Regions from separate parts of the Homo sapiens genome. Here region 2 is linked to region 1. A link is an interaction called in ENCODE POLR2A ChIA-PET data of the cell type or tissue named here. Cell type or tissue: PC-9. All regions are shown on one strand. Links, peaks and the distances in the headings refer to the core of each region. The heading gives the core; the rest is flanking DNA. Region 1 overlaps TRA2A (transformer 2 alpha homolog). Region 2 overlaps IGF2BP3 (insulin like growth factor 2 mRNA binding protein 3).

Region 1 (14,638 bases), core at 1,993-9,992:
CCAGGAACACCTTTTAGAATCTGATGGAACCACTTAACTTTCCTTAGAAAAAATACACACAAGGCCGGGGGCGGTGGTTCACACCTGTAATCCCAGCACTTTGGGAGGCTGAGGCGGGTGGATCACTTGAGGTCAGGAGCTTGAGACCAGCCTGGCCAACATGGAGAAACTCCATCTGTACCGAAAATACAAAAATTAGCCAGGTGTGGTGGCGGGCGCCTACAATCCCAGGTACTCTGGAGGCTGAGGCAGGAGAATCGCTTGAACCCGGGAGGCAGAGGTTGCAGTGAGCCGAGATCGCGCCACTGCACTCCAGCCTAGACGACAGAGCGAGACCCTGTCTCAAAAAAGAAAAGAGAGGGAAAAAAAAAACAAAATCACAAATGCAAGCACATCAAGTTCTGAATATATGTTCAAAGGGTAATGATCTCTTAAAGTTTATCCATTACCTCCTAGCCATGGACCCTAGGTTAAAACCCATTTCCTTAAACTAGGTACTCTAAAGAATATCTTATTTTAGAGGGGATACAATCATTAGAAAGTTGGATTAGACAATTTTAAGACATTACTCAACCTAGAGATAGCTACATTACTAAAAAGAAAAAAAAAGCAGAAAGATTGACTACGTCTTTTTAATTTTGTTTTGTTTGTTTTTGAGACAGTCTTGCTCTGTTGCCCATCCTGGAGTGCAGTGATGTGATCTCAGCTCACCTCAACCTCTGCCTCCTGGGTTCAAGCAGTTCTTCTGCCTCAGCCACCTTGAGTAGCTGGGATTACAGGGGCATACCACCACGCCTGGCTAATTTGTTTGTTGTAGAGATGGGTTTCACCATGTTGGCTAGGCTGGTCTCAAACTCCTGACCTCAGGTGTTTCACCTGCCTCGGCCTCCCAGAGTGCTGGGATTTCAGGCATAAACCACCTCACCCAACCCAATAAATAACTTTTAGCAATCTTCCCACACCTTAAAATTAACTCTAATTGCATTTTACTGTGGAAATTGTAGAGCATTTTCTAAATCTCTCTATAGACTAAAGGCCATAGAACGAAAATTGTTTCACTAAAGGCCGTAGAATGAAAATTGTTTCACTAAATAAAATTTTGGTTACGGCCAGGTGCGGTGGCTCACTCCTGTAATCCCAGCACTTTGGGAGTCCGAGGTGGACGGATCACAAGGTTAGGAGTTCAAGACCAGCCTGGCCAATATGGTGAAACCCTGTCTGTACTAAAAATACAACAGTTAGCCGGGCGTAGTGGTGGGCGCCTGTAGTCCCAGCTACTGGGGAGGCTGAGGCAGGAGAATCACTTGAACCTGGGAGGCAGAGATTGCAGTGAGCTGAGATCATGCCACTACACTCCAGCCTGGGTGACAGAGCAAGACTCCATCTCAAAAAATAATAAATAAATAAAAATAAAAATTTGGTTAGCACTTTGTTTTCTCATGACACACATCTGTCATCTAAAAGTACAGTAGGCTGGGTGCAGTGGCTCACACCTATAATCCTAACACTTTGGGAGGCCAAAACGGGAGGATGGCTTGAAACCAGGACCAGTCTGGGCGACATAGAAAGACCCTGTCACTACAAAAAATTGAACAATTAGCTGAGAGTGGTGGCAGCACCTGTAGTCCCAGCAACTCCGAAGGCTGAAGAAGGGGGATGGATTGAGCCCAGGAATTAGAGGCTGCAGTGTTTTGTTTTGTTTTTGTTTTGAGACAGGATCTTGCTCTGTCACCCAGGCTGGAGTGCAATGGCACCATCTCGGCTCACTGCAGCATCCAACTCCTGGGTTCAAGCAATTCTCCCACCTCAGCCTCCCGAGTAGCTGGAATTACAGAGGTGCACCACCATGCCCGGCTAACTTTTGTTATTTTTAGTAGAAACAGGGTTTCACCATGTTGGCCAGGCTGGTCTCAAACTCGTGACCTCAGGTGATCCACCCACCTCGGCCTCCCAGAGTGTTTGCATTACAGGTGTGAGCCACCATGCTCGGCCGAGGCTGCAGTGTTATGATCACACCACTGCATTCCAGCCTGGGCAACAGCGCGAGACCTTGTCTCCCAGTAAATAAATAAAAGTAGAGTAAGCCTTAGTTTACGGAGGGCTTAATTTAGTTAACTTTTACTTAAAATAGAATTTAACATTCTTTTTTTTACACCAATTCAGTCTGTCTTGAAAGTCAATTCATACAATTGACTTAAATATACTCGGTACTAAAGAAGTTCTAAGAATAACTTATATGGAAAGATTTCTGCTTTGTAGCTGTCAAAGTAGATTACAAATTAATGTATCCTTTATTGGACTTGTGCTACAGAAAAAAATGATGTAAACCCTGTGTACATTTAATCAAAACATTACAATATTACTCTCAAAGTGGTGGATTTTTTGTGTTCAAAGGAAGATTTTGTTTAAAAAAAGTCAATTTTATGTGTATTAACTAAACCTCAATAAATCTGATTTTAAAGAGACGCATAGCTGGGTCCGGGGGCTCATGCCTGTGATCTCAGCACTTTGGAAGGCCGAGGCAGATGCATCACTTGAGTCCAGGAGTTTGAAACCAGCCTGGGCAACATGGCGAAACCCTGACTCTACAAAAAATATACGAAAATGAGCTGGGCATGGTGGCACACGTCTATAGTCCCAGCTACTTGGGAGACTGAGGCAGGAGGATCAATTAAGCCTGAGAGGTGGAGGCTGCAGTGAGCAGAGATCCCACCACTGTACTCCAGCCTGGGCAGAGAAAGACACAGTCTCAAAAAAAGAAAAAAGGGAGGGGGATAGCCAGGCACAGTGGCTCACGCCTGTAATCCCAGGATTTTGGGAGGCCGAGGCCGGTGGATCACCTGAGGTCAGGAGTTCAAGACAAGCCTGGCCAACATGATGAAACCCTGTCTCTACAAAAATACAAAAATTAGCTGGGCGTGGTGGTGCGTGCCTATAATCCCAGCTACTCGGGAGGCTGAGGCAGGAGAATTGCTTGAACCCAAGAGGCGGAGGTTGCGGTGAACCAAGATTGCACCACTGCACTCCAGCCTGGGCAACAGAGCAAGACTCTTCTCAAAAAAAAAATGGGAGGGGGATAGAAGAATGGCTAACAAATGATTGTATAATTCCCTACGATTGAAAATGAAATTATCTTTCAAATCATGTTTTAAAAAGAGTTTTAAAAATGGCTGGGTGTGGTGGCTCACGCCTATAATCCCAGCACTTTGGGAGGCTGAGGCTGAAGGATCACCTAAGTTCAGGAGTTCGAGACCAGCCTGGCCAACATGGTGAAACCCCATCTCTACTAAAAATACAAAAATTAGCCGGACGTGGTGGCATGTGCCTGTAATTCCAGCTACTCAGGAGGCTGAGGTGGGAGAATCACTTGAACCTGGAAGGCAGACGTTGCAGTGAGCCGAGATTACACCACTGTACTCCAGCCTGGGCAACAGAGCGAGACTCTGTCTCAAAAAAAGAATTTAAAAAGAAAAACCCCAGATCATGGCTTGTATTTAGTTATCATGTCTTTTCAGTCTCCTTTAATCTGCAATATTCCTGTCTTTAACTTTTATAATATTGAAATTTTTTAAGCTCCCAAGTCAGTTATTTTAGACTGCTTCTCTTTTGGGGGGTATCTGATTTTTTCTGATTATAGCAGTGATTATACTTATTTTTTGTGAAATATCACCAATGTCTTTAGTGCATCAGGAAGCACATGATATCCATTATTCCCATTACTGATGATATTAACTTTAATCACATGGTTTGATATGCCAGGTTTCTCCAGTGTAAAATTACAAAGTTTTTTTGTTTGGTTTTTGTTTTTGTTTTTGTTTTGGAGATGGAGTCTGGCTCTGTCACCCAGGCTGGAGTGCAGTGGCGTGATCTTGGCTTACTGCAACCCATCTCCCAGGTTCAAACAATTCTCCTGCCTCAGCCTCCCGAGTAGCTGGGACTACAGGGGCATGCTGCCATGCCTGGCTAATTTTTAAAAATATTTTTAGTAGAGGCAGGGTTTCATTGTGTTGCCCAGGCTGGTTTCGAACTCCTGAACTCAGGCAATCTGCCTGCCTCAGCCTCCCAAAGTGCTAGGATTACAGGCGTAAGCCACCACGCCTGGCCCAAAGTTTTTTCTTATTTGTAATAGCTTGTGAAGATATATTTTCAGATTATATAAATTCCTTGTTATTCCTTTTTTTTTTTTTTTTTTTTTTTTTGAGACGGAGTCTCACTCTTGCCCAGGTTGTAGTGCAGTGGCACGATCTTGGCTCACTGCAACCTCCGCCTCCCAGGTTCAAGCGATTCTCCTGCCTCAGCCTCCCAAGTAGCTGGGACTATAGGTGTGTGCCACCACACCCGGCTAATTTTTTATTTTTAGTAGAGACGGGGTTTCACCATGTTGGCTAGGCTGGTCTTGAACTCCTCACCTCAGGTGATCCACTGGCCTTGGCCTCCCAAAGTGCTGGGATTACAGGTGTGAGCCACCACGCCTGGCCTATTCCTGAAATTTTTATGTACTAGTTTTAGTACCAATCAGAGTCTTGCCTTATCAACTATTATTATCATGGTTGCCAAATAACATATAGTTTTTTTACATTTATATATTAACCCACCTATAATTTGTATTGTTGTAATATTGTATGAAGCAAGAGTCTAAATCTATTTTCTTCCAAATAGCCATATACCATTCTTTACTGATCTGTCATTTTCCCATAAAAATAAAATGCTACCTTTATCATTTAAGTATGTATGTTTTCTTTCCTTTTTTGAGACAAGGTCTCATTCTGTCAGCTAGGCTGGAGTACAGTGGCACAACCATGGCTCACTGCAGCCTGGATCTCCCAGGCTCAACTTACACCTCATCCTCCTAAGTAGCTAAGACTACAGGTATGCACCACCAAACCCAGGTAATTTTTTATTTTTTGTAGAGATGGGGATCTCAGTATGTTGTCCAGGCTAGTCTTGAACTCCTGGGCTCACGTGATCCTCTTGCGTTAGCCTCCCAAAGTGCTGGGATTACAGGCATGAGCCACCACGCCCAGCCCATGTAAGTTTTCATAGGTACTTGGATCTAGTCTGGACTCTATTCCTGATTGTTTATTCATTTCTAAGTACATTCTTCCATGTGACCTTTGGTACTATTTCATTGAACTCCCCGCCCCCAGCCCCAAATCTTGTAGGGACTACTATAAACTGTTTAATAAGAACTTTCCCCTTCTGTGTGGGAATTTGGCCTTTCATTAAATTTCTAGTTGTTTCTCTGGCACCCTGATAAGGCTAGTATGTCAACTGTGTTACAACATTGCTTGTGGTAAAAATGATTTGACTGGTAAATTGCGTCTTCACTGGGAGAAACTAAAGTATCCAATGGAGACCCTACATCTTAAGTGCAATGACATAAGAGGCATATGTCTCAGGAAGCTTAGAAGCTATGCCTGTGGGTAACAGGTCATAAAACTTTTAAAACCAGGTGTCTTGTGCACTTGCGTGATGTGGATCTCACATCTCAGACCTAAGTTGTATTGCTGCGTGAACTGCTACAAGGATCCCTGTGGAATGCCTGGCACTGCCCTACTTGCTGCATCCTATCCTGTATTTTTCTAAGTGAATATGCCAAATGTGGACTAACGGTTTTCTAAGTCTGAATGTTTAACTTAAGACACCCTGCTGAACATAGCATTCTCACTCTAACTCCGTGAAGTGCACAATAATATACATTTGAAGGTAAGGATTGAAATATTTATAGTACTAGGTTTTCCCATACAGTAATATGAATTCAGGATACATACATAAAAGACAACAAATGTTTTTCATTTTCTTCATTTGAGCTTTGCACTTTAATAACAAATTTAGTAATTTGTTATTAAAAAATAGTATAAACTCTAAATTACCTTAAGAACAACCAAAGCATACAAATCGTACTTTAAAATGTTAAATTTTGGCCAGGCACGGTGGCTCATGCCTGTAATCCCAGCACTTTGGGAGGCCGAGGCGGGCAGATCACGAGGTCAGGAGATCGAGACCACCCTGGCTAACACGGTGAAACCTCGTCTCTACTAAAAATACAAAAAAATTAGCTGGGCTTGGTGGCGGGTGCCTGTAGTCCCAGCTACTTGGGAGGCTGAGGCAGAAGAATGGCATGAACCTGGAAGGCAGAGCTTGCAGTGAGCCAAGATCACGCCACTGCACTCCAGCCGGGGCGACTGAGTGAGACTCCGTCTCCAAAAACAAAAACAAACACAAAAAACAAAAACAAAAAAAGTTTTATTAAAAGTTTGATTACAAATATATGTGTATGCCTTTACAAAGGTTTGAAACTTTGCCTACATTCATTGTTGAAGGAAATGCTACATTTCAGCTGGAAGTTTGTGAAAATAATGTATCAATAGCTTTGTTAGTATTTGAAAATAAATCCAGCTGGGCATGGTGGCTCACATCTGTAATCCCAGCAATTTGGGAAGCTGAGGTGGGTGGATCACGAGGTCAAGAGATCGAGACCATCCTGGCCAATTGGTGAAACCCCATCTCTACTAAAAATACGAAAAAAGTAGCTGGGAGTGGTAGCGCGCGCCTGTAGTCCCGAGCTACTCGGAAGGCTGAGGCAGGAGAATCGCTTGAACCCGGAAGGCAGAGGTTGCAATGAGCTGAGATTGCGCCACTGCACTCCAGCCTGGGCCTGGCGACAGAGTGAGACTCCATCTCAAAAAAAGAATATAAATCCATATCCCTTTTAAGTTTTTAAAAAAGAACATTTTCCATTGTGACTTTTTTTTTCTTTTTCTTTTTTTTTTTTTTTTGGGACAGAGTTTCACTCTTGTTACCCAGGCTGGAGTGCAATGGCGTGATCTCAGCTCACTGCAACCTCCACCTCCCGGGTTCAAGCAATTCTCCTGCCTCAGCCTCCCGAGTAGCTGGGATTACAGGCATCAGCCACCATGCCCAGCTAATTCTGTATTTTTAGTAGAGACGGGGTTTCTCCATGTTGGTCAGGCTGGTCTTGAACTCCAGAGCCCGGGCGATCTGCCTGCCTCGGCCTCCCAAAGTGCTGGGATTACAGGCGTGAGCCACCACGCCCAGCCTATTGTGACATGTTTGCACTTGATATTCTTGTGAATGTCAAATAGAATGGTTAACTTATCTGACATTATCAGGGATCCCAGTGTTCCATATCAATGAATTTTCTTTTTTTATTTGGAGACAGAGTCTTGCTGTGTTGCCTAGGCTGGAGTGCAGTGGCATGATCTCGGCTTACTGCAACTTCCGCCTCCCAGGTTCAAGCCATTCTCCTGCCTCAGCCTCCCAAGTAGTTGGGACCACAGGCGCATGCTACCACACCCGGCTAATTTTTTGTATTTTTAGTAGAGACGGGGTTTCATCGTGTTAGCCAGAATGGTCTCGATTTCCTGACCTCGTGATCCGCCTGCCTTGGCCTCTCAAAGAGTTGGGATTACAGGCGTGAGCCACCGCACCCCACCATAAATGAATTTTTAAGGCAACTTAAGCACCAACACTTTAATGATAATTAAACTGCCATTTTTCTTCCCTCATTACACAGATTACTAAAAGTGATTTTTAACCTTTGTTAGGGTTGTCACGATTATTTTCAGCCTAGATCCCTTCTGTCACACTGCCCTTACACTTTAGCTCTTTAAATTACTCCTCTATCCTCATTCATCTATGCAAATATTTACTGGACATCTACTCCATGCCAGGCACCATTCTGTGCAGCAGTCACAAAGCAAGGAAGTTACCTCATTGGTTACTTAATCATTTTACAACTTTCAAATTGCAGAGTACACCAGGAACAGTTATGTAGCAACAAACTACATATATGTGGATTTTTTTTTTTGATATACATACTTGAAACTATACCCATTAAACACTAACTCCCCATTTCCTCTCTCTGTATATACTTTGAATTTTTCCTAATGATTGCAGCCATACTCCGTAACAGTCTAAAACTAGTACCTCAATTACCCATGTATCCATTCTCTCACCTCTGACGGGTGAATAGGATAGTCATTTTAAAATAATTTTGTGTTGTAAATAATTGAGTATATAAGCTTATTTTCCTTTGTATAACTCCATCTTTTTTTTTTTTTTTGAGACAGAGCCTGGCTCCATCACCCAGGCTGGAGTGTAGTGGCACCATCTTGGCTCACTGCAACCTCCACCTCCTGGGTTCAAGCAATTCTCCTGTCTCAGCCTCCCAAGTAGCTGGGACTACAGGCGCCTGCCACCATGCCTGGCTAATTTTTGTATTTTTAGTAGAGACGGGATTTCACCTTGTTGGTCAGGTTGGTCTCGAACTCCTGACCCCAGGTCCACCAGCCTCGGCCTCCCAAAGTGCTGGGATTACAGACATGAGCCACTGCGCCTGGTAACTCCCATCTTTTTTTAAAAAATAAAAAAAGGCCTCCCCCACATTTATTTATTTATTTCAGATAGAGTCTTGCTCTATTGCCCAGGCTAGAATGCAGTGGCATGATCTCAGCTCACTGCAACCTCTGCCTCCTGAGTTCAGGTGATTCTCCTGCCTCAGCCTCCTGAGTAGTTGGGATCACAGGCATCCCCAACCATGACCAGCTAATTTTTGTATTTTTAGTAGAGACGGGGTCTCGCCATGTTGGCCAGGCTGGTCTTGAACTCCTGACCTCAGGTGATCTGCCAACCTTGACATCCCAAAGCGCTGGGATTACAGGCATGAGCCACTGTGCCCAGCCTTGTTTTCTATATTCATTACTCCTATGGATGTTACACTTCTTTTTTTTTTTTTCCAATTATTGAGCAGCTTCCCTAGCCAGAGTATGCTCAAAGACTCCTCCCCTGATCTTTTAATGTCAATAAGTATCTGAATTGTTTCATAGAATAAAAATATGCACTAGTTTTGACCATTTGATTCATTTAATTTTAACTTAATTGGGAGGGAAAAAGAAAATTCATACTAAAAACCCAAAGCATTAAGTGTGACATCAGGGATAGGAATACATTAAAATGCTGGGCTTTTAATTGCCACAGCAAAGCAATATGTATTTGTGTGTAATAGTTCAAGTTGCTGTGCAATTCAAACTGTTCTCGGTGGCTCATGCCTGTAATCCCAGCACTTTGGGGGGCCAAGGTGGGTGGATCACCTGAGGTCAGAAGTTCGAGACCAGTCTGGCCAACATGGTGAAACCCCATCTCTACTAAAAACACAAAAATTAGCTGGGTGTGGTGGCACATGCCTGTGATTCCAGCTACGGGAGGCTGAGGCAGGAGAATCACTTGAACCCGGGAGATGAAAGTCGCAGTGAGCCAAGATCGTGCCACTGCACTCCAGCCTGGGCAACCCATAGCGCAAGACTCCGTCTCAAAAAAGAAAAAAAAAGTTCTAACATTGATAAGCAATGACAGCCTAAACAAGCAAGGGCCAGGCTTGGTGGCACACAGATCTACTCTTGAGGGCAAAGCAATAGGGTTGCTTGAGTGCAGGAGTCCTATGATCATGTGAGTAGACACTGAACTCCAGCATAGGCAACATAGTGCCCAGCATAAAACTGTTTTATTGGTTTTATGAATGTTCATCTTACCTCCTCTCTCCACAGATTACCACTCCACAGGGTAACTACTATGAGGAGATTGGTGTATATTCTTTTTTTTTTTGAGACGGAGTCCCCGTCTGTTGTGCAGGCTGAAGTGCAGTGGTGCCATCTTGGCTCACCGCAACCTCCGCCTCCTGGGTTCAAGTGATTCTCCTGCCTCACCCTTCTGAGTAGCTGGGATTACAGGTGCCCACCACCATGCCTAATTTTTTTTTTTTTTTTTTTTTTTTTAGTAGGGATGGGGTTTCACCATGTTGGTCAGGCTGGTCTCAAAATCCTGACCTCAGGTGGATCCACCTGCCTTCGGCCTCCCAAAAGTGCTGAGATTACAGGCGTGAGCCACCACGCCCAGGCTGGTGTATATTCTTTTTTTTTTTTTTCTTGAGACTGAGTCTTGCTCTGTCACCCAGGCTGGAGTGCAGTGGCGTGATCTCGGCTCACTGCAAGCTCCGCCTCCCGGGTTCATGCCATTCTCCTGCCTCAGCCTCCCGAGTAGCTGGGACTACAGGCACCCGCCACCACGCCCAGCTAATTTTTTGTATTTTTTAGTAGAGACGGGGTTTCACCATGTTAGCCAGGATGGTCTCGATCTTCTGACCTCGTGATCCACCTGCCTCAGCCTCCCAAAGTGCTGGGATTATAGGCGTGAGCCCGGCCCCTGGTGTATATTCTTATAGATCTTATTCTATGCACAAGATTATAATTTAAAAGCCAAATACTCTGCTGGACGTGGTGGCTCACACCTGTAATCCCAACACTTTTCGAGGCTGAGGGAGGTCAATTTGTTTGAGCCCAGGAGTTTGAGACCAGCCAGGGCAACATGGCAAAGCCTCTTCTCTACAAAAAAGTACAAAAATTAGCCAGGCATGAAGGCGTGCGCCTGTAGTCCCAGCTACTTGAGAGGCTGAAGTGGGAGAATTGCTTGAGTCTGGCAGTCGAGGCTGCAGTGAGCTGTGATCCCACCACTGCACTCCAGCCTGGGTGACAGAGTGAGACCCTGTCTCAACACAAAAACACCAGAACGTTTCACACAAGTGTTTCTGGGAAGACAGACTGCAGGTTTTTCAGATTTTTTTTTTAGGGCTCCAGGACCTAAATAAGATTAAGTGGGAACCACCGTTGTAAGAAGTTAGAGAACCAACAGCAGCAGTTTTTCTTACCCGCCAGTTGAAAACACTTATATCTTTGAGATGGAGTTTTGCTCTTGTTGCCCAGGCTGGAGTGCAATGGCATCATCTCAGCTCATTGCAACCTATGCTTCCCAGGCTTAAGAGATTCTCCTGCCTCAGCCTCCCAAGTAGCTGGAATTAAAGGTGTCCACCACCATGCCCAGCTAATTTTTTTTGTATTTTTATTAGAGATGGGGTTTCACCATGTTGGCAAGGCTGGTCTTGAACTCCTGACCTCAGGTGATCCACTCACCTCAGCCTCCCAGAGTGCTGGGATTACAGGTGTGAGCCACAGTGCCCGGCCACATTTAGATCTTAATAGTAAACAGAAAAAGTGGAGGTCCAGAAATATCTAAGCTTTTATTTCTATTTTGAGTAGTTATGCTCAAAATAACTTTCTGTCTCAGCATCCCTAGTTGTGACTACAGGTGCACACTACTGAGCTCAGCTCCCTAGTCACAAAATATACTTAAAAAGGACAGGACTTTCAAACAGTAAATTTTTTTTTTTTTTTTGAGATGGAGTCTTGCTTTGTTGCCCAGGCTGGAGTACAGTGGTGCTCTCTGCAACCTCTGCCTCCCAGGTTCAAGTGATTCTCCTGCCTCAGCCTCCTGAGTAGGTGGGACTACTGGAACCCACCACCATGCCTGGCTAATTATTTTGTATTTTTAGTAGAGACGGGGTTTCACCGTGTTAGCCAGGATGGTCTCAATCTCCTGACCTCGTGATCCGCCCGCCTCAGCCTCCCAAAGTGCTGGGATTACAGGTGTGAGAGCCACTACGCCCAGCTGCCCAACACCTTTTTTTAAAGGTCACTTGAAACACCCTCTTCTTCTTTTACATTACAGTTATTTAAGTGTGTTTCCTACTGGAATATATTTAGACTTCTTAAGATATTATCTACCTATAGGCCGGTCGCAGTGGCTCACGCCTGTAATCCCAGCAATTTGGGAGGCTGAGGCGGGCATATCACGAGGTCAGGAGATCGAGACCATCCTGGCTAACATGGTGAAAACCCTCTACTAAAAATACAAAAAATTACCCGGGCGTGGTGGTGGGTGCCTGTAGTCCCAGCTACTTGGGAGGCTGAGGCAGGAGAATGGCGTCAACCAGAGAGGTGGAGCTTGCAGTGAACTGAGATCACGCCACTGCACTCCAGCCTGGGCAACAGAGCGAGACTCTGTCTCCAAAAAAAAAAAAAAAAAAAAAAAGTAGGCCGGGTGCAGTGGCTCACGTCTGTAATCCCAGCACTCTGGGAGGCCAAGGCATGTGGATCACAAGGTCAGGAGATCGAGACCATCCTGGCTAACACCGTGAAACCCCGTCTCTACTAAATACACAAAAAATTAGCCGGGCGTGGTGGTGGGCGCCTGTAGTCCCAGCTACTCGGGAAGCTGAGGCAGGAGAATGGCGTGAACCCGGGAGGCGGAGCTTGCAGTGAGCCGAGATCGCGCCACTGCACTCCAGCCTGGGTGACAGAGCAAGACTCCGTCTCAAAAAAAAAAAGGTATTAGCTACCTATCTTTCCTTCAGCATGGTGCTGGTACTGAATATTCTCAATATTTACAATTCGGTCTCCCCCAAAAGAGAAGAAAAACAAGGGTTTTAAAAGAACCAAAGAAAAGACAAGGAATAACATTCTAGTGTAAGAAAAAATATTTTTAAAAATGAGAAATATTGGGAAGTTAAAACTCAGGATGGGTAAACTTTCATATAAATACACACTGGGGGGATGTGAGGGAAAAGGAAGGACCAGTTCCTCAATCATATTTCTCCATGGTACCACAATAAAGAGACAATCCCATTTTCAAAGAAATTAGCTTTTATTTGAGACTACTTTTCCCCACATGTATCTTTTAAGAATTCTATGCTATGTGATAACCTGCTTATCCACTGTCCCAATACCAAAATTTCTAACAGCGAATTATACAACTGCTCTAGGTAATAAATAAGGGTTGTCCTTCACTGATTAAGGGAATAAACTTCAATAAACTTAACAACAACAAAAAAAATCACACTTTAGTTTTTAAGTTTTAACAGATGTATTTCAAATACAGCATGTTTTACAGGAGTTCACAAGCTTTTCATCTCTAAAAAAAAACTTTCAACTACCTGACTGTTCCATTCCACCCCAGACAAACCTGACATGACTGAACTACTTCATGTGTTACTTTCCCAAAAATAAAGTTAAAAAAAAAAAGGAACTCATGATAAATGCAGATCTCTAATACAGTATCTAACACAAAAGAAGCTTTAAAAAGACAGTTTCTTTCCTTATTTGATTAGCTAGAAGTTTATCTAGGTAAAAGCAAAAAAAAAAATTTACAAAGCATAACATAACATTGGGGTTCTTTTTATACTCAAGATGTTTAACTGTTCAAAATGACAACAATTACATCTTTTAAGAGTATAATAAAATGGGTGGAAAACAGCAACACAACTGACAAAAGTGTAGATGCTAAATAAACCAAAGTTTTTTTCTTAAGGAGTAGGAAGAATCCACAGCTTGGGGAAATCTCAGAATTAAAAAAAAAAAAAAAAAAAAGAGGAAAAAAAATGTCCTTAATTGCAACCATTCCGTTATCAATAGCGTCCTAAAAGAGAAAAAGCAAAAAAAAAAAAAAAAAAAAAAAGTTAACAATTATAGTTTAATTTGCCTCATATTTTTCCAACTATTAACTGCCACCTTCCACCTTATACTCTAATATTCTAAAGTAAGCCATTAATTAGAAATGAGGTTTTTTATGCTACAAAAGTAAAGTTCACATACTTGGGCTGTAGGAACGAGATCTTGATCGTGATCTATATCGACTATAATAAGGAGAAGGTGATCGTCTTCTGTAAGAAATGAAAGATTACTTAGCATACTATATAATCACTCCACTGAGGCAGATGAAAATAAAAATTCCTCATCATTCAAAATAATAATGTACCTAAGGTGATAACTACTTAATATTAAGTTCTCTTTCTGCCAATGAGACCAGAAAAGTATATAGCACAACAAAATACTGACATATACAGACTGCTAACTTCTGCTCCCAAAGGCGTCATATATGATCTATTTTAAAAATCAAGTTTTTATTCATATGTATCCAACATAAAAGTGCCAAGTAACACTACTATCATCTAATTTAGAACAGAAAGCTCAAGTTAAAACATTACCTGTATCGGTAATCATAGTCTTCATATCTGTCATACCCACGATCATATCCTCTATCATAGTAAGAATCTCGACGTCTGCCACCACCTCCACCTCCACCGCCGCCGCCTCCTCCACCACCCCCACCACTACTGCAGAAAAATGTAAAAATTCTCCATTAGTGTGAATGACTATTTTCCAGGACACTTTAATACAAATTGAATGGCTTAAAAAAGAGAAAAGTGAGGAAGAACATCCCTTTCATGAGAAATTGCCTCCGTATCTCATTTTACTGACTCCCATGGTATTCTGGTTTGCCTTATTCCCTACATACATAATCAAGAAGGGCTTCACAAAACTCTCAAAACTATTAACTGCTTTTCTACTAATGCACTGCCCAAATTAAAATCTTTTCAACAAATTGAAACGATGAAGCACTGTGTTGAGCAGCAGTATAAAAATGCTAAGATGCATTCCTACTGCTAAATGAGACTGGTAAATAAATAAATAAATGAATAAAAGGTGTATCCCTGTGACTAAAAGGCAATAAACACCAAGAATTTTTAAGTAACTCTGGACACCAAAGAGAATACCAAGGAATGACTATATTCCTTCTTTTATTCCCAAGAAATACCTCTGTGAATACTGCCTTTGGTTGTATATTTTATTTTTATTTTTTGAGACGGAGTCTTGCTCTGTCGCCCAGGCTGGAGTGCAGTGGTGCGATCTCGGCTCACTGCAAGCCCTGCCTCCGGGGTTCATGCCAT
Region 2 (17,241 bases), core at 5,284-13,283, 150 kb before region 1:
CTGGGAGGTGGAGGTTACAGTGAGCCAAGATCATGACACTGCACTCCAGAGCCTGGGCAACAGAGCGAGACTCTGTCTCAAAAAATAAAAAAGAAAAGAAATCGAGACTAAAATAAGCCTATGCTAGAACAAGCCTGTGTCAGGATTTGGACACCCCAAATAGGCAGATAATTTAAATTTTTACTTGCAAAACTCAGCAGGCAGAGCAAAAGTTATAAGCCTTTTTCACCTGAATTTAAGTCTATGAGACCTAGGTTGGAAAAGGCCCATTAGCGTTACCCAGTCTTGTTACACATTCCTTCCATTTAAGTTAAGGTCTAGTTGCATTGTCTGAACCTTTTCTTGGATACATTCTTTGGGACTGAAGGATGTTCACAGGACATAAGCTGCTTCCCAATGGATTTGTGCCAGATGCCTATCGGCAAAACTTCCTTTGGACTTCTTGGCAGACTCTCAACTACGGCTTGAAATAACAGAAGAACAAAGCTGCTCAACTGAAAGTTTGCATAACTGGTGAAGTCTGCCAATGAGTAATTCCTAATCATCTATCGTGAAGACATACAAGTATGAGCAAACAGTAAGGTTAAGTGTATTTACTTTGTGGGGGACAAAATCTAAGACATCACAAAGGCATGGAGACATGCATGTCAGCCAACATGATCAGCCTCCAGGTACCTGGAAGGATGCCACGGTTTCCCTTTGGCTTGTAAAATAGATACTCCTGGGTTTTTTTGTTGTTGTTTTTAAATGGATTTTGGTCTGGAACTGAAACTAAGTTTACTCAACTCCATGACCTGAACAAAATATTGAAGTCTTTAACATTAAAAAAAAAAAAAAAAAAAAAAAGGCAAAGAAAGTTTTTCACCATAACTAGATAACCAAGGCTTCTCAGAGATAATAAATGTGCACAGTGAGTTACTTACTTAGAAATTGTTTACCAACAAAAGAGTTGCACCCACTGTGAGAAATCTTAAGGAGGAAGACTAAGAGACTCCCTGAAACACTCATCTGATTTAAAAAATTCCTTCCAACTCATAATTTTTTTTTTTTTGGACAAGGTCTCACTCTGTCACCCAGGCTGGAGTGCAGTGGCTCAATCACGGATCACTGCAGCCTTGACCTCCCTGGGCTCAGGTGATCTTCCTACTTTAGCCTTCCAAGTAGCTGGGATAGGCAAAGGCCACCACCCCCGGCTAATCTAAAAAAGTTTTTTTTTTTTTGTAGAGACAGAGTTCTCCCTATGTTGCCCAGCCTGATCTCAAGCAATCCTCTTACCTTGGCCTCCCAAAGTGCTGGGATTACAGGCATAAACCACCGCGCCTGGCCCTTTGTTTCTTAAAGAGTACCTTAAGCCTAAAAAAGTGCTAATCTCTCTTGCCTCTTTCATAAGCAGAAAGCTAGCCATTTTAAGATTACACTATCATTTTGGAGACTTCTGAGAAGACTCCAAAGAGGCTATCAAAACTGAAGCCAGCAGCCCTTGGGATTACTTCTGCCAATCCAACTGTATGCTGCCAAGACCATCCAGCTAAGGCGACACGCACTATGCCAATTCCAGCTCTTGCTCTGCTTCACTAGCTGCCAATTCCTTCTTCCCTACTGTTTGAGCATTTCTGAAAGGCGCGTTTCCTGTCATTTATAAACTCGAAGTTTGCCAGTTAAGTACTGTACGAGCCAGCTGCTAGGCAGGAACTAGAGACTTTTTGTCTGTTGGAAGAACCAACTCTTTGGCTCTGGGGAGACTCAACCTGGCAAGTTCTGGGAAGAAGAGAATATTGTGGGGGAACTAGTAGGCAAAGTTCTAGAATGGAATAGAGGCAAGGGATTTATCCAAAGAAGAGATGCATCATTTCTACTTTCATGCTACAAAGCAGGAATGAGAAAACATGAGTAGAGAAATGCAACAATTCTAAAAGAAAAAGGAAGTAGTATATATTAAAAAAAAAAAATTATTTGAAACATTTAGCCATCAAAACCTACTTCTTGACAGGCAATATACATTTAAAATAAAAGCAGAAGTTCACTGTTAACCTACAAGACATCAAGGATAAACACGATCTTAGTACGTAATCTGTGATAGCTTCAAAGGAACAGCAAGCTTCTCATCAGCAAGTATAGATACCAGAATGCAGTTCAGGAACAGTTTAAAAGTGCTGAGAGCAAAATGCCCGTCCATCTTTAACTTTCTAAACCATTTTTTTTTTTTTTTAAATAACATCATAGACCCTCACAAACATAAAACAGTATGTTCTTTTTTTCTCTTCTTTTTTTTTGAGACAGAGTCTTGCTTAGTCACCCAGGCGGGAGTGCAGTGGCACGATCTCGGCTCATTGCAACCTCCACCTCCTCGGCTCATCGCAACGCCTGGTTGTTATCATTGCTTCTTTTTGGCTTCATTTTTCTTGCTAAAGAATAGGCCGGCTGCAGTGGCTCACGTCTGTAATCCCAGCACTTTGGGAGGCCGAGATGGGTGGATCACTTGAGGTCAGGAATTCGAGACCAGCCTGGCAAACATGGTAAAACCCTGTCTCTAATAAAAATACAAAAATTAACCAGGCATGGTGCTGCGCACTTGTAATCCCAGCTACTCGGGAGGCTGAGGTATGAGAATCACTTGAACCCAGGATGCGGAGTTTGCAGTGAACCGAGATTGCGCCACCACACTCCACCCTGGGTGACAGGGCAAGACTCTGTCTCCAAAAGAAAAAAAAAAAAGAAGCAATGATAAGCAAAGAAACTGGTAAAGCTTTGGGAAATTTACTGCCTTTAAAAACAATAGTTTATTTGTATTTCAAAAAGTGGTGACCACTAGGTACACAAAATAGTTAAGTATTAGTGATTTCGGTTTAGAAAAAGAACAAAGTCTAAAAATAGTGAAGGCAAAGCTATTCCAACTGAGTACTTGCAACCACCCCCCACCCCCTGCAACTTGAAGTTATATACTCAAACAACACTTGTTAAAGAATTGTTCCCCTGAACATTAAGCCAGAAAATTGCCTAGCAGCTGTTTGAAAGTAGAATTTACTCTAATTGTATCCAGGGACAATATGATTTTCTGAATAATGGTGTTTTCTCTTTATTTAGATGAAAATAACCACAGGAATGGGAATCTGGAATATGGAATTTTCTCCTCCAGAATTTAGATTCTGCTTTTTGAGAGAACTTAAAAGCTTGCTTCCTCTCTTCCAGGCTCTGGGAGGCTCCTTTAACAGGCAATAGTGCCAAATCCAGTGAAGCAGACAAATAGCTGTCCCCAACATGTATTTTCCTTTAGTAACAGATCCTGTGTTTAATGGGCACATTGCTGCCCTCACACAGGGATTGTCTCCCAGCTTCTCTTGCAGCTAGACACAGCCAGTGGTATGTTCTGGCCAACATGAGGCAAACAGAAGTATGAAAAGCTATCCTCAGGCAGTGTCCTTAAATAAGGATGCTGCCAATTTTGATCCTTTATCCTTTTTTCAGTTTGAAATGAGGTCTCACCACATTGCCCAGGCTGGACTGAAATTCCTGGGCTCAAGCAATCCTCCCACCTCCGCCTCCCCAGTAGCTGGGACTACAGGTGTCTGTCACCACATCCAGCAATCCTTTATCCTTCTTGTTGGCTGGAAACAGACCCAATAGTTGGAGCTTGAGCAGTTATCCTGGGCCAGGGAATGGCACACAAGGCAGATAGAAGCACCAGTCCTGAAGGATATGGTGGAACCACTTCCAGCCTTGGATTGTCTACCCTTGAACTCTTCTCATGAAAAAGGAAAACGAATTTAAGCCATTTTTTTTTCTAGTAACAATACATACCCAAACCTAATCCTGATACATGTAGTATGCCAAAATAGAGTTAGAAGGGTAAAAACAGACATAACGGCAACATCCCACAGAGGTTTTTGGCATGATATTTCCTACGAGTTGGGATGGCAGGTGGTCCAGAGAGAAAGAGGTGAGTTTTTTTTCACTCTTCAAAGCATAGAACAAGGTAGAAAAAGGGATATACACAACTAGTATGTATTTGTGCTTATCCTGAACTTTTTCTCCCTTGCAATTGGTACTGATAGAAACTGTTCTTTTCAACATTGAAGCGCCCCTCCAAAGACTAGTAAACATTCTTTGTAGAACAGAAGTTCTTAGCTGGGCGTGATGGTGTGTGCCTGTAGTCCCAGCTACTTGGGAGTCAGAGGTGGGAGGATCACTTGCACCCAGGAGTTCAATTCCAGCCTGGGCAACATAGTGAGTCCCCATCTCTTGAAAAGAACAGTTCCTGACAATAAACGGGTAGCATAAAACTCCTGATGACCTTTATGAAACTACACATTTTTGAGCTTCCACCTGCTCCCACTGAGATTTTTATTTATTTAAGTGGGACACAAGTTCTTAACTAATCAAACAGTTGTTGTTAGCCTTGGCTACACATTGGAGTCATCTCGGGAGCTTTCAAAATTGATACCTTTGCCTCACCCCTACCCCCAGGGATTTTCATTCAAATTGTCTGGGATAATTATAATTTAAGTATGGGAAAAACATTTTTTTCCCCTTAAGGCAGGGAATAATTAATGCTGAACTTTACAGATTGTCAATCAATGTAAAATAAGAAATAAAAACAGTAATATATGATTTAGGGAAATATATGATTTGGATAAATGATTTAGGAAAATATTCAGTTATAAAGTTGAGAACTCCATTGTATCACTGCCTGGAACACATGTAGAATAAAATATCCACTGGAATTCTGCAAAGAACACAGATTGTTAAGACTGTCCATGTTGTTGTATTCCTTTAAGAATGCGAATTTCCTTTGCCTGTCCTTGAAACCACCAGACTGTTACATCTTTGCAGCTCTTGCCCTGTGGCAGTGTTTTTACTGTTGGCAGCTTCTGCAACTTCTGTTCTCATTTGCTCCTTCTAATTGCACCTATTTGATTTAGCTTAAATGACAGGAGAAGCAAGATGACCTATTCCAGTGACATCTTCCTTACATTTACTCTTGGCTCAACTTTTATTTAAGTAAACATCACCGACCTCCTCCTCCCATTCTTAAAACAAAACTGCCACTGATTTAAGTCATTCAGACATTTAAGACTGTAGAAGTGCTGGAGAAATATAAGTTCTTAATATGATCTCACTTCTCTCAAAGCATTCTTAATTTTTCTAACATAGGAACCTGATACACAGAACTATACCATAAGTCAGAAAAATGACTAAATCCAGAGAATATGCAGTCTTATCTACATATTTTAAAAATAGTTACCTACAAGTTCACTCTAGGAATTTTGGCTACTGAAGCATCCATGTAAGTGTAAAAGACTGATGTCCAAGAATGTTCTATTCTGTGATCACTTGTAATGTGAAAAGCTTTGTTGATTGGAACATGTCACCAGTATAGAGAGAAAAAAAGAGTTAAAGGGACACCTCAGTTTACAAACTGGGAATGAAACAGAGAGGTTAAGCAACCCACCCAGAGAGAAAGCTAATTTAGGGGAACCAGCAGAAATGTGGGTTAGATGCGAGCTTTCCTAGCACAGAGTTACGTCACATGATCAGCTCATTGTACCTTTTAGTAAGTGTCATTTTATACAGAAGTGTTGGGGACACACCTGCCCTAAACCAATCCTATGACACACACATAAACTAGTGGACATGTTCAAAGTTAAGTCCCTAGATGTACTCTCAGATTCCTATTTTAGGCTCATTCTCCCCTATTCCTCCTTAAACCTTTCATATTATTTAATTCTGTAGAAACTAGAAATGTGTGACCTTAAAGGCTTTAGACACAATTCTTATAGTTCAGGTTTTTTTTATTATACAGGTGAGAAAACAAATCCAGAGCCAAGGAGTCTGACCTTCAGTGACACAAAATTGTGTCAGAGGCAGTGGGCCAGACCTGGGCTCTGACTCCAGGGTTCTTTCTACCAGTCCCCTTTAGCATCAAAGTAAAAACATGCCAGCCACTTCAGGGGGCACGTAATGAATCTATGCACACTTCACTTGTAGCTGAAATTTTGATGGCTATCATTCTGTTACATGATTTCCAGGCCAAAACATACTAGAAACGGCAGGTGAATTGCAGGGGAGACAAGATGCTGCTGACAGTAAAGGCAGAAACACACACGGCAGGAGGGCAACTGCTTAGAACCCCAATCAGTTTGGTGGGTTCAAGGACAGGAAAAGGAAATTTTCATTTTTAAAAGGATAAAAGGGGGACAATCTGAGCCATCTGTATTTTCTGTACAATTTCAATGTCATTTTACTCTACATATTTATTCTAGGTAGTAATACAGTGGAATCACCAACCTATTCCACCTGGACATTTCCCCAAATTGGTGTAAGAGGTATCACTCAAAATATTAATATTAAGTAAGTGAGCCAAACAAAAAGGGAGAGATGTCAAAACAAATTCATGAAGGAAGATCCTAGAATGTCACATGAATACCTCCGATTATCGATAATGCAACTGAATTATTAACTACTTTCAAAATAATTTATTCCATCAGGTGTCTGCTGTGCTGCGATTATTTTCATACCATCACTAGTCTCCTATTTCTGACCTCAAGGAAACTGCTATTCTTAAAAAGCAAGTATAAAATATTTCTTTCTTTTTCTTTTTCTTTTTTTTTTTTTTTTCCCAGACAGAGTTTCGCTCTGTCGCCCAGGCTGGAGTGCAATGGCGCAATCTCAGCTCACTACCACCTCTGCCTCCTGGGTTCAAGCGATTCTCCTGCCTCAGCCTCCCAAGTAGCTGGGATTACAGGCACCTGCCACCACTCCGGCTAATTTTTTGTATTTTTAGTAGAGATGGGGTTTCACCATGTTGGCCAGGCTGGTCTTGAACTCCTGACCTCGGGTGATCCTCCCGCCTCGGCCTCCCAAAGTGCTGGGATTACAGGTGTGAGCCATGGCACTTGGCCTAAGATTTATTTCTTATATAACCTACCTCTTTACAAAATAAACATCTGCTTAATGTATGCACGCACACACACAATATAATTGTGCACAAAACTATCTTATCTCTTTGGTTTAAAAAAGTACACTCAACATGGAAAACACACAGAGTCACTCCTGACCTTTCAAAGCCATTGACTTCAGGTGACAAAGATGAAAGAAGCCTTTAAAAAATCTTTTCCTTTAGTATTTAATAATTACTGGCCAGGTAATAGCTCACGCCTATAACCCCAGCACTTTGAGAGGCCGAGGCAGGCAGACCACTGGAGGCCAGGAGTTTGAGATCAGCCTGAACAACATGGCGAAACCCTGTCTCTACTAAAAATACAAAAAAAGTAGCCGGGTGTGGTGTGGCACACACCTGTAATCCCAGTTACTCAGGAGGCTGAGGCATGAGAATCATTTGAACCCGGGAGGTGAAGGTTGCAGTGAGTCAAGATTGTGCCACTGCATTCCAGCCTGGGCGAAAGAGTGGGACTGTGTCTCCAAAAACTTTTAAATAACCACCATGGCACATGTATACCTATGTAACAAACCTGCACATTCTGCACATGTATCCGAGAACTTAGAATAAAAAAAAAAGAAAAAAGAAAAAAGAAAAAAAATTTTTTTAAATAAGAAAAACAATTACTAAGTTTCTTCCCCTGCCACCTCAAAGTCCCAAACTTTTGTTGTGATATTTGAAAACACATGTTGACAACCCCGCTATCCAAAAACTGCAAAATAATCCCATGTCTACTCCACAAAGGGCCAAATAAGAAGGCTCCATTAGCAAGAACTGGAGAGCATATGTTGGCATCTAAACAGATGATCACGCGGGGACTAGGTTTACATTAAGATTTTGCCCAATCACAAAGAAAGCCAAGGCCAGTTATCTTACCTCAAACTGCGGGTAGGGAGGAGTCATGGCTGAAGGGGGCCCTGAGGTGGGAGGTGGCATCCCTGAAGTGGGTGGGAACAGACCCAAGGCGTTCAGATTTAATCCAGGAATTAAATGTGCTTGAAGCTGCAACAGTAAAAAGGCCCCTTAATTTGACAATTAAAAGAATCAAGGGAAAGTGAGCATTTTTAAGTGACAGTATTCAAACTGATCTCTTGTCTAATAAAGAAATGATTGTATAACTCAAAGCAGATGTTCCATGGGACTCTACTTGAGTACATCGTTTACATCTGTTTATATCCCTTGGTATTTTAAAATCTGTGTGCTGGTTTGCCCCCTCCTTGGTCCACAGCTGCATTAAGATATCTCAAGGGAAGCTTTCCTTTCCCTTATGACTAGCCCACAGGACTTAGACAAAACCGTATTCTGCATGCTGTGGGCAAACTAAATATAGACAAAAAGCAATGTATCAGAGTTGAAGAGGTAATCAAGTAAGATTGGTTCATTGAAAAGCAAACCAGCTATTAAGAGATCTTTACTTGCTGGGTAAAACTTAGCAACCATGGGTCTAGAGGCCTCAAAGTTGAGCCCTCTGGAAATCAGGACCCATCCCCATGTAACTACTGCAAGTAAACATATCACTGGAATGGAAATAGGAGCCAGAAAGGGTATTTTAATTTGTTTAATTTTATAAGGGTTGAGGACGTAATGTAGACGGTGGAAGGGAGATTTGAGTGTACTTGAAAATCTTTTTAAAAGGCCTAAGGGGGTTAGATTTAATCCCAGTTGATTCCAGAACATTTGGAGCCAAGCAGTGAGAATTGAAGCAGGTTGGCAAGAAGTCACGTGGGGTGTAAAATGGCTAGCATTCTAGGCTCTTCTCACAAACGCAGTATTTGCACATTTCCCTCGTCTCAGGTTTTGTGTTTCAGATGACTGGCCCAATTGAAAAAAAATTATTTTTTAAAGTCATTTACTTTAAAATTTAAGACAGGCTTTTGAAGTATTCCATTTTCAGCACCATTTCACTGATTAAGGAATGTCAGCAATTTGCTTTAATAGCCTCAGATGCACTACACAGATTGTTTTATCAATTGAAATTCTTGTATCTCCAAGGTTTATATGGCTAACCAAGTTTTAAACCTGTAATCTTAACATTAACTTTTATATGCATTATATCTATTGTAATCCTAATAAGAATGCAAGGTAGGCAGTAGTCCCATTTTACAGATGAGTAAACTGAGCCTCAGAGAGACTGAGTAAATCATATAAGAGAAGAGAGCTGCAGCTCATAAATGGTTCAGCTGTGATTCAAATCCAGTTCATGTAACATTTCTTCTATATTAAACTCTCTCAAATTAACATTGTAAGAGAGGTACTATATTAACCTTTGTAGGTAGACACTAGCCTTACTTCAGACAGAAGGAAGCTAAGGCTCAAAGACTGAATAATTTGCTAAAGTCACAGAGACAGCAAAGCTTAATGTCAAAGCCAGTATCTTCCCTACTATCCCAGGGTACTTGCTGAGGTGCTAAAAATCAACTAGAACTACTTCTAGTGATAATGCCACAAAAGAATTCAATATTAATGCAGTTAAAAACATTGTTTTAACTATTTGTTAAAATAAAGACATGCCCTTCATAACAAAACTAACATTCATAGAAGCAATATCATTTTCATAAGACTCCCTGATTTTCTTCATGATCTCCTCCTCAGCTTTGGCACATGTCTCAACATTGCCTTTAACTGTAATAGTGCGTTCTGGATTATACAGCGTCAATTCCTGCAATCTGCAGAATGAAAAAGAAGGGAAAGAAAAAGAATGAAAATTGGAGGAAGACAGCTAATAATTCAGCCACAGACGGCAATTAAAAACAAACTGTGGAGCCTGGTAATATGTAAAAGTGGGTGGTAAAACATGATGGGAAATGAGTAAGCCCCAAAAGACGTAAATCCGAAACTGTAAAGCTGCAAGAGAGAAGAAAATATTTGCCCTCCCATTTTCTCAACTAACGATTACTGGATACATATAGTTCAATCAAGTCCATATTTTAAATAAAGCTTACTTCTCAACCGCTTAAAGTTGAACCATTTTCACAATTGAACAGTGAATTAAAAAATGACTGGAAAGATGTATAGTTTTTGAGGAAACCAAATACCCTAAGTACATAACCTTTCATAAGTATGTTCCTAGTCTGTATTAACCAATTCTAGGCATAATTGGCATTCTCGTGCAATTGCATTTTCTGGGTCACCAAGCAAGGAGAAAGCATGGAAATATTCCAAAAACACAAGCCAGAATTCCTGTGTCTAAACTTAGTTTTTACCAGTTTCTTTAGAATTTAGATTGAAGTAGGCTGGAGGAATATCAATCCATCTTGACTAAAATTTAAAATGGTTCACCGATGCCATTTAGATAACAAAAACGTTAGATAGTGGCAGAAATATTCAGAAACTCCCTGCGGGACCTAGGTCCTGCTGAACCTTCAAAAGCCACTGAATATCATACCTGAAAACACCTAAGCCTATGCTGGTCAACAGCCTTGAGAGGAAAAGCAATGGGAGACATGTGCCATGGAAAACAGAACTAAGTACATAAATTGAGAGGATATGGATTATTGGTACAAATCTCCTTCATCTTCCTGAAGTTCTCATTTTCACTACTAGTATAATGTCACAGGCTAACCTTGAGCCAGATGAATGGGAAGTTATTCCTTAACATTTTCCTCAAACTTGTTAAAAATGTAAACATTTGTATAATGAAGACTATTTCTCTTAGACTACTTTAAAAAGAAGTCTATAATTCTAATTCAGTCTCAACCTGGCCCTGCCAAGCATTTTGTATTACAGTTTTAAAAATAGCTGCTTCTAGAATAACTTTTGAGATTTTTTTCTTTTAAAACTCTCCCCTTTCTGGGGGTAAATTTAAGACAAAGTAGTATTACTTATTGAATTTACCACTTTGTGGGGTTTTTTTCCCCCTTTCTTTACAACCAAACAGAAGTTTCCTGCTTCCTTACTACCTCCTTTGAAAACTCCTTGTACACAAACACCGTGCAGTCTTTCCCCTACCACTCTTCCTCAGTTCATCAATCTTTTCCCACCTTTTTGAGTACTCTGAGTGAAACTAAGAATGGCCACCCTCAGAAAAACCTTTCCACGTAATTTCAGAGCATCCACAGATTCTAAGTGTGGTAGCCTGCCTCCAAGGTGATTCCTGTCACCCAGTTATCTGTAGTCCCACACATACATACCAAATAGGGCTGACTTGTGTAAACAACATTAGAAAAATGATAGAGTATAACTTCTGAGGCTATGTCATAAAAGACATTGCAGTTTCCATCTTGACAGCTGCCATGTCTTGAGAACACTCAAGCAGCTCTGTGGAGAAGCCCATGTGGGAGGAACTGAGGCCTTCTGCCAACAGCCAGCATCAACTTGTCAGCAGCATTGTGAGACCCCAAGCCAGAACCACCCAGCTAAGCTGCTCCTGCATTCCTAACCCACAAAAACTAGCTGAGCAATTAATGTTCACATTGTGTTAAGCTGTCAAATGTTGGGATAATGCGTTACACGACAATGGATAATAAACTGGGTTATATATTCCAACTTTGGGAATAAATGTCATAAAACATAGTTAAGACTGCTTTAGAAAACATGAATGTAAAGCATTTGGTTCCTCCTGCCAGAAGCAGATAATGCTTTCAATACGGGTCAGAAACCTAACAGGCAGCAAGCTGTATTTGAGAAACCATGTGTAAGTACGGCAGCACAGGCTAGCTGAAGCAGCTGTAAAGTGGGAAGCTAAGCCCAATACACAACATGCAGCTTACAGTGTTGGAAAGTTTTCTTATTCAAAAGCAAAGGAGCACTCACGGAGATATCGTGATTTTAGTGTCTGTGTCTTGCTCAATTTTTTTAAGATTTCTTCCTTCTTTACCAATAAGACGTCCAACAAAGTTATTATGAGCTAAAATCTTCAAGGGGATCTCTTCTGTGCTGTAAATAGAAAAGTGGCCATAAAATTAGAATAAGTAAACCTATTCGTGGGTAAAAAGACAATATTCACTCATTAAACATTTACTTCCTACCTACCATCTGGGAAGCACTGTGTTAGGTACAGCTTAAAACTTGCTGACAATTGGCCAGCATTCTAGCAATGCATGAATAGAAGGGGAGAAAAAATACAGAAGTTAACTTCTAAAATAGTTCTTATTTTATTCACTTCAGGAAATATCTTCAGTGATGGAGTCTCTTACTCAAAACCATATTCCTAAACCCCTACTACCAGAACACAACGTACAAATAAAAAACAGTACCATCCAGTACAAATATACACCTGGAGATATGTGCATAATTTATAGAAGGAAACAGAAGAAACAACAGTGGTTACACTTTGGGGGAAGGGCATAAGAACAGGAAGGGGAGCTTTCACTTTTCATTTTGTAGCTTTCTGAATTTCCCAGTCATATATATATAAAACTGTTTAAAATGTCATTGTGGTTAATAGATGGTGGGCTTTTCCTTTTTCTTTCTTTTTTTTTTTTTGAGACAGAGTCTCCCTCTGGCGCCAGGCAGGCGTGCAGTGGCGCGATCTCGGCTCACTGCAACCTCCGCCTCCCGGGTTCAAGCCATTCTCCTGCCTCAGCCTCCCAAGTGGCTGGGACTACAGGCACATGCCACCACGCTCATCTAATTCTTGTATTTTCAGTAGAGACGGGGTTTCACCATGTTGGCCAGGATGGTCTTGATCTCTTGACCTCATGATCCACCCGCCTCGGCCTCCCAAAGTGCTGGGATTACAGGCATGAGTCGCCACACCAGGCCTATTTTTCTCTATACTAAAATAATTCTTCTTTAAAATTTTTACTTTAATAATTACATTCTTATGATATGGCACCCACATATAATATTACTAAAACATATTTAAAGTTCTCTACAAATTAAGGTTGGTAATGAGGTCCCCACACTAACTCCAGTGCCTTACTCTCGATTCTACTTTCAGTGCAGCGCTGTTCTGTACGCTAAACGTGGCACAGAACCCAACCTTCACTCAAAGTTCCTGTGGAAGAAATAGAGTTCCCGCCTGCATTACCCAGATAAATCTCCAGTTTGCCTTAGAAGAGACTTAGGCACTTCCCCACCTCCACACTCCCTGCTGCTCCAAGGTGGGGCCAGGCAGTGGACAAGAACAGAGCTCCAATGAGCTCCGAGTAAAGGATGAGTCAAGATTTGGGGCTCCTGTTTTGGGTTAATCCAGGATACCTCCTGGTCCTAGGTTCCCCAAGTTGCCTTCTTCTATAGCTGCATTTCTCTTCCCCGTTATCACCACTCGCCTATGTTCAAATGTGAATGAAAATATTTAAATATTAAAAGACATACACTTCACAACCAGATCAACAGTGCCAACCACTGTAGCTCATCAGGATATCATTTCCCTCTGTTTGTTGGCAATTCCCAAGAATTGTGTCAGAGATGTCAAAAATACAAGAGCACAAATATCAACCTCTTTCACAGGACAATCTTCTTTACTCACAATTTTATATCTTGAGCTTCCTTATGCATAATCTCCAGAATAGACTTACAAGCCGCAGAGGTGCCTTCAGGAGTAGAGAGGATAGTAATCGACTTCTCAGCAGCCCCCGCATTTTCTTTACGGTGGACATCGATTCTGATAGTGGGCGCAAGCAGAGAGGAAAACGAGAGCAGTAAGCGTGTATTCACAGTGGAGTCTGTAATTACCAAATGCAAAGTCATAGGGCTTCAGGGCAAAGCAGATGACTCACTTCCCTCAAGAGCATAAACTTTCAATAAGCTGTCAACATTAATGCCTTAAGAGGCAAATTTTAATTCTAGGAACATTCCCCTTTCTCTTTCCTCAATCCAACCAAGCGGGGACATCTTTTCATTCTACCCAAGCTGTTTGTGCTTACAGCTTCCTTTCAGATGCCACAGAACAAATGTCTCATGACAAAGAGCCTGGATTCAATCTGCTCTAAAACAAATAGGAACTGGAGGGCATGCCAAGAGAGGAGTTGGAATCCCATAAGCCAAGTTGAACTGCTTATTCTGCACAGTATATCATTCTTCATTCATTGGATGAGCAGATTTCACCAATCTGCTTCCCCTTTGCAAGGTTCTTCCCACATTTTGCCTCCTTGATAGAGGAAAGTCTGCAACGAACAGTGATAGGAATGGAACCTGGACAGATGGCAATTCTACTTCAAGAAAAGCAAGTGGCCAATAAACTCAAAATGATGTTTAATTTCACTAGTAATTATATGTCTGCCAGCTAAAAGAATGTCATTTTCTTCTAGACTTGCAAAAATTGAGATAGAAAAAATTAAATATGGGCAAGATGATGGGTAACAAGGCACACTCAACACTTTTGGTAGGAGCAAACTGGTCAGCAAAATGCTGAGCACCTTGTGACTCAAGAACTGTATTTCTTGTAACATCTACTCCTGGTAACATCTACAGATATAGTCTCATACATGGGTCAAGAGTGATGTTTCTTACCCTTGGCACTACTGACTTTTTGGGCCAGATTCTTTGTTGTGGATGGGGTGTCTTGTGCATTGTAGGAAATTTACTAACTTCCCTGGCCTGTACCTACTAGATGCTAGTAGCATGCCTCTCTCTCAACTCTAACAGCTAAAAATGTCTCCAGACATTGCCAAATGTCTACGGGGGTTGGGGCAGAGAGATGATCATTTGTAGTTGAGAACCACTGGCATGGGAAAGTTCCGTTTCTAACAGATAGAAAATTAGAATTATCTAATTGCGGGAAGAGATGGTTAAATAACAGTATATTCATATCATACAGATGTTTTTGAAAATGTGGTAAAATTACAAGTACCAACACAGTAAAAAGTCCTTAAGTGAAATAATGCAATTCACATCATGACATGATTTCTTTTTTAAAGTCACACATGTTAGTAGATACAGGCAACAAATCCTATAGAGATACATCCCCAACTTACCAACAGCTACCCAGGTGAGACGAATGGTAACTTTTTAATTTACATATTTATATGTTTTGAATTAAATATAAAATAAGCCTGCCATTTTTTAATAAGTACAAGAAAGAAAATTAGCTACTCAAAAATATGTGTTTTTGGGAAAATTAAGTATTTGTTGAGTTCCTTTGGCCATTCAAACACTTAAAGGGCTAAATAACTCATGGCCATGAGAGTGACCACTTGATCATGCCAATAAAATCAAGATTTGGCTTTCATTTTCCTAAATGTTTGGTTGAAATCTGAAGATTTACCTCAAGAGTAAAAGATAAAACTAAAAATAAGGGCATGAAACAAATTAAGGGCTACCTAAAAATAACTAATAAAAAAATAGTGTCTTAGATAACAGTCCCAATCTTAGGAGTCATCTTCCCGGCTGCTGTTTCAATCCCCAGTCACTTTCAGGGATGCCTGTCTTCCAGCAACACATTAGCATCCCTCTTTGCAGTTTATTTTCACCCTTTCACTGTGCTAAGGATTACTAAGCTCCGATCCCCTGAGAGAAAGGAATGTGGCTTTGGAGATTAGAATGGCCCTCTGAGACCATTCCAGAAACGAGGTTCTGATAATGACTAATTTCAATGTCAAGAGTTAATTAAATCCACTGGCAGAGCTCTGCAAATGAATCATCGGATATAACAAAAATTGCTTCCCTTCCCCTATCCCCATCTTCCTGCCTTAAGTAAAACAAACAGTTCAATTTAAGTCACAGCTCTTTCATCTGACAGGGAAATGAGTAGCTCGAAAAGGAACAATTCTAATCTGCTACATGAGAAGGAAGGGAAGCCATATAATGAATTTCTGCAGGTAACGGTGGATCAAGGGAAGCAAGAAGCCCTTAAATTTTAAGATTAAAGCCAGGCCGACTGACTAGGTTATGGTCCAGTTGTCTTTCCCACTCCTACATGATGAGGTCAGGGCGATTAATTTTGCATTCAGGTAACCAGCACCCAACATCTCCTGCTTCAAAGCAGGGGAAGGCAGGATCAGATGCCACTGCAGGGAGCAGGTGGGTATGGACCACCACTCAGTACAGTTCTTTTTGGTTCTACATGAGAAATGGGTCAGCTAGTCCAATGCAGGCATGGTGCCTATGATGAACATGCATGTCCTCTTAGGCCTGCTGGAACAAACACATAAAGTATACACAGCAGTGCAGTTCTAACTTTTAGAGAAAGATTAAGCTTATTTCGTTGGATCACACTGAAAAAAAAGAATTCTCCTTTCTAAATTTAAAAGGAAAAATAATCTTGCCACTTCTGTAGCTGGCTCAAGGCTTGCACAATGGTATTTTTGGATACAACCTCTTCTTCCCAGCACACTCACAGGTTCTTCAGGAAATACAGTAGTAACAGGATGTGCCTCGTAGCACGTTACGGAGCTAGGTATGGGGGGAAGAGTTTGTCACCAAGCTTCTTTGGGTCAAAAAATATCCACATACTGTACAACAGTATGGTTTCTAAAGCAAAACAACATATAATGCATGAGAACTGAGAAGTATCTTAGATACACATGAAAGGCTTCAAACATAATTCACATACAGTCATTTTAGTCATTTGACAAATAAAAGATCCTTCTATGTAGCAGGGCCCTGGCCTTGGCCCTGGGGCTACAGTAGTGAATAAAACAAATAGTTCCCGCTTTCTGCTCCTGATAATTAGCTCCAACATTTGAATGGGAATATTCCAATCCCTTAAATCCCACCAATTAAAACCATCAAAAAATATCCAGAAGAAAAAGCCATTCTAATTACATGGCTTAATCAGAGGAAAAATTCGGACAAATAAGATGAGCGATTCTTTATTCGAGTAAGGCAAGACTGAAAAACCACCTCTGTATTGAGGCCACAAATAAAATGGATTGGACCCAGAAAATTACTTCCAAAAACAATGAGGGCAGGTGGGGGGTAAGGGGTGGGACAGAGGACAACCTGGAAGCTGCCTTTCTGTCTTCCAGAGCTTCCCCAACCAGAAGAGGATTAGGTATCATTTGTTTTCCATTCATGTGTGAAAATCTGACGTTCCCTTTGAGAATGAGGATTAGCTCCAGATTTATATGAAATGAACACCAAGATACTGCAAGATTTTTACACATTCCCAAGTACTGTACAAGGAGTCCTCATGGCTGTGTTCAGAAGGGCACCAAGTACCAGAACGACACACTGTTACTAAGATTCCAAGGGGAATTCTCATGAACACCCACCACACACTCAGCATACTCACTTAGACTGGGTCTGTTTGGTGATGTTCCGAATGGTGGCACCTTCTTTTCCTATGATGGCTCCAACAAATTGGGTGGGAACCAGCAGGCGCAGAGGCAAATCACATGGTTTCTGCTTGGATACGGATCCTGGAGACCCCTGCCTTGAGGAGCCCCTCTGCCCAAGCCCCCGGCGACCTCGGGGCTGCT

What was found. Peaks named below come from ENCODE experiments on the same cell type or tissue, not always from the same donor. Only the 100,000 strongest peaks of a DNase experiment are listed, where the experiment ranks them.
Region 2: POLR2A ChIA-PET joins it to region 1 with 15 read pairs; 7 of 35 experiments call an interaction of 5 or more read pairs at or near these places.

Annotation. Positions count from the first base shown.
Region 1 is chr7:23,492,244-23,506,881 of GRCh38, forward strand. TRA2A (transformer 2 alpha homolog) reads right to left here. Exons shown (of 8, transcript NM_013293.5): 6 at 13,895-14,023; 7 at 13,503-13,570; 8 at 12,537-13,326. The coding sequence ends at 13,316. Among named protein-coding and RNA genes, the nearest start is that of IGF2BP3, 29 kb to the left of the region's middle. In PC-9, for the core only: no CTCF peak of the experiment used is centred there; no DNase peak of the experiment used is centred there.
Region 2 is chr7:23,334,251-23,351,491 of GRCh38, forward strand. IGF2BP3 (insulin like growth factor 2 mRNA binding protein 3) reads right to left here. Exons shown (of 15, transcript NM_006547.3): 6 at 17,055-17,241; 7 at 13,350-13,484; 8 at 11,690-11,812; 9 at 9,468-9,603; 10 at 7,814-7,939. Among named protein-coding and RNA genes, the nearest start is that of MALSU1, 44 kb to the left of the region's middle. RefSeq lists a silencer at 1,420-1,714. In PC-9, for the core only: no CTCF peak of the experiment used is centred there; a DNase peak (open chromatin) is centred at 10,041; H3K4me3 peaks cover 1,099 bases; H3K27ac peaks cover 1,381 bases.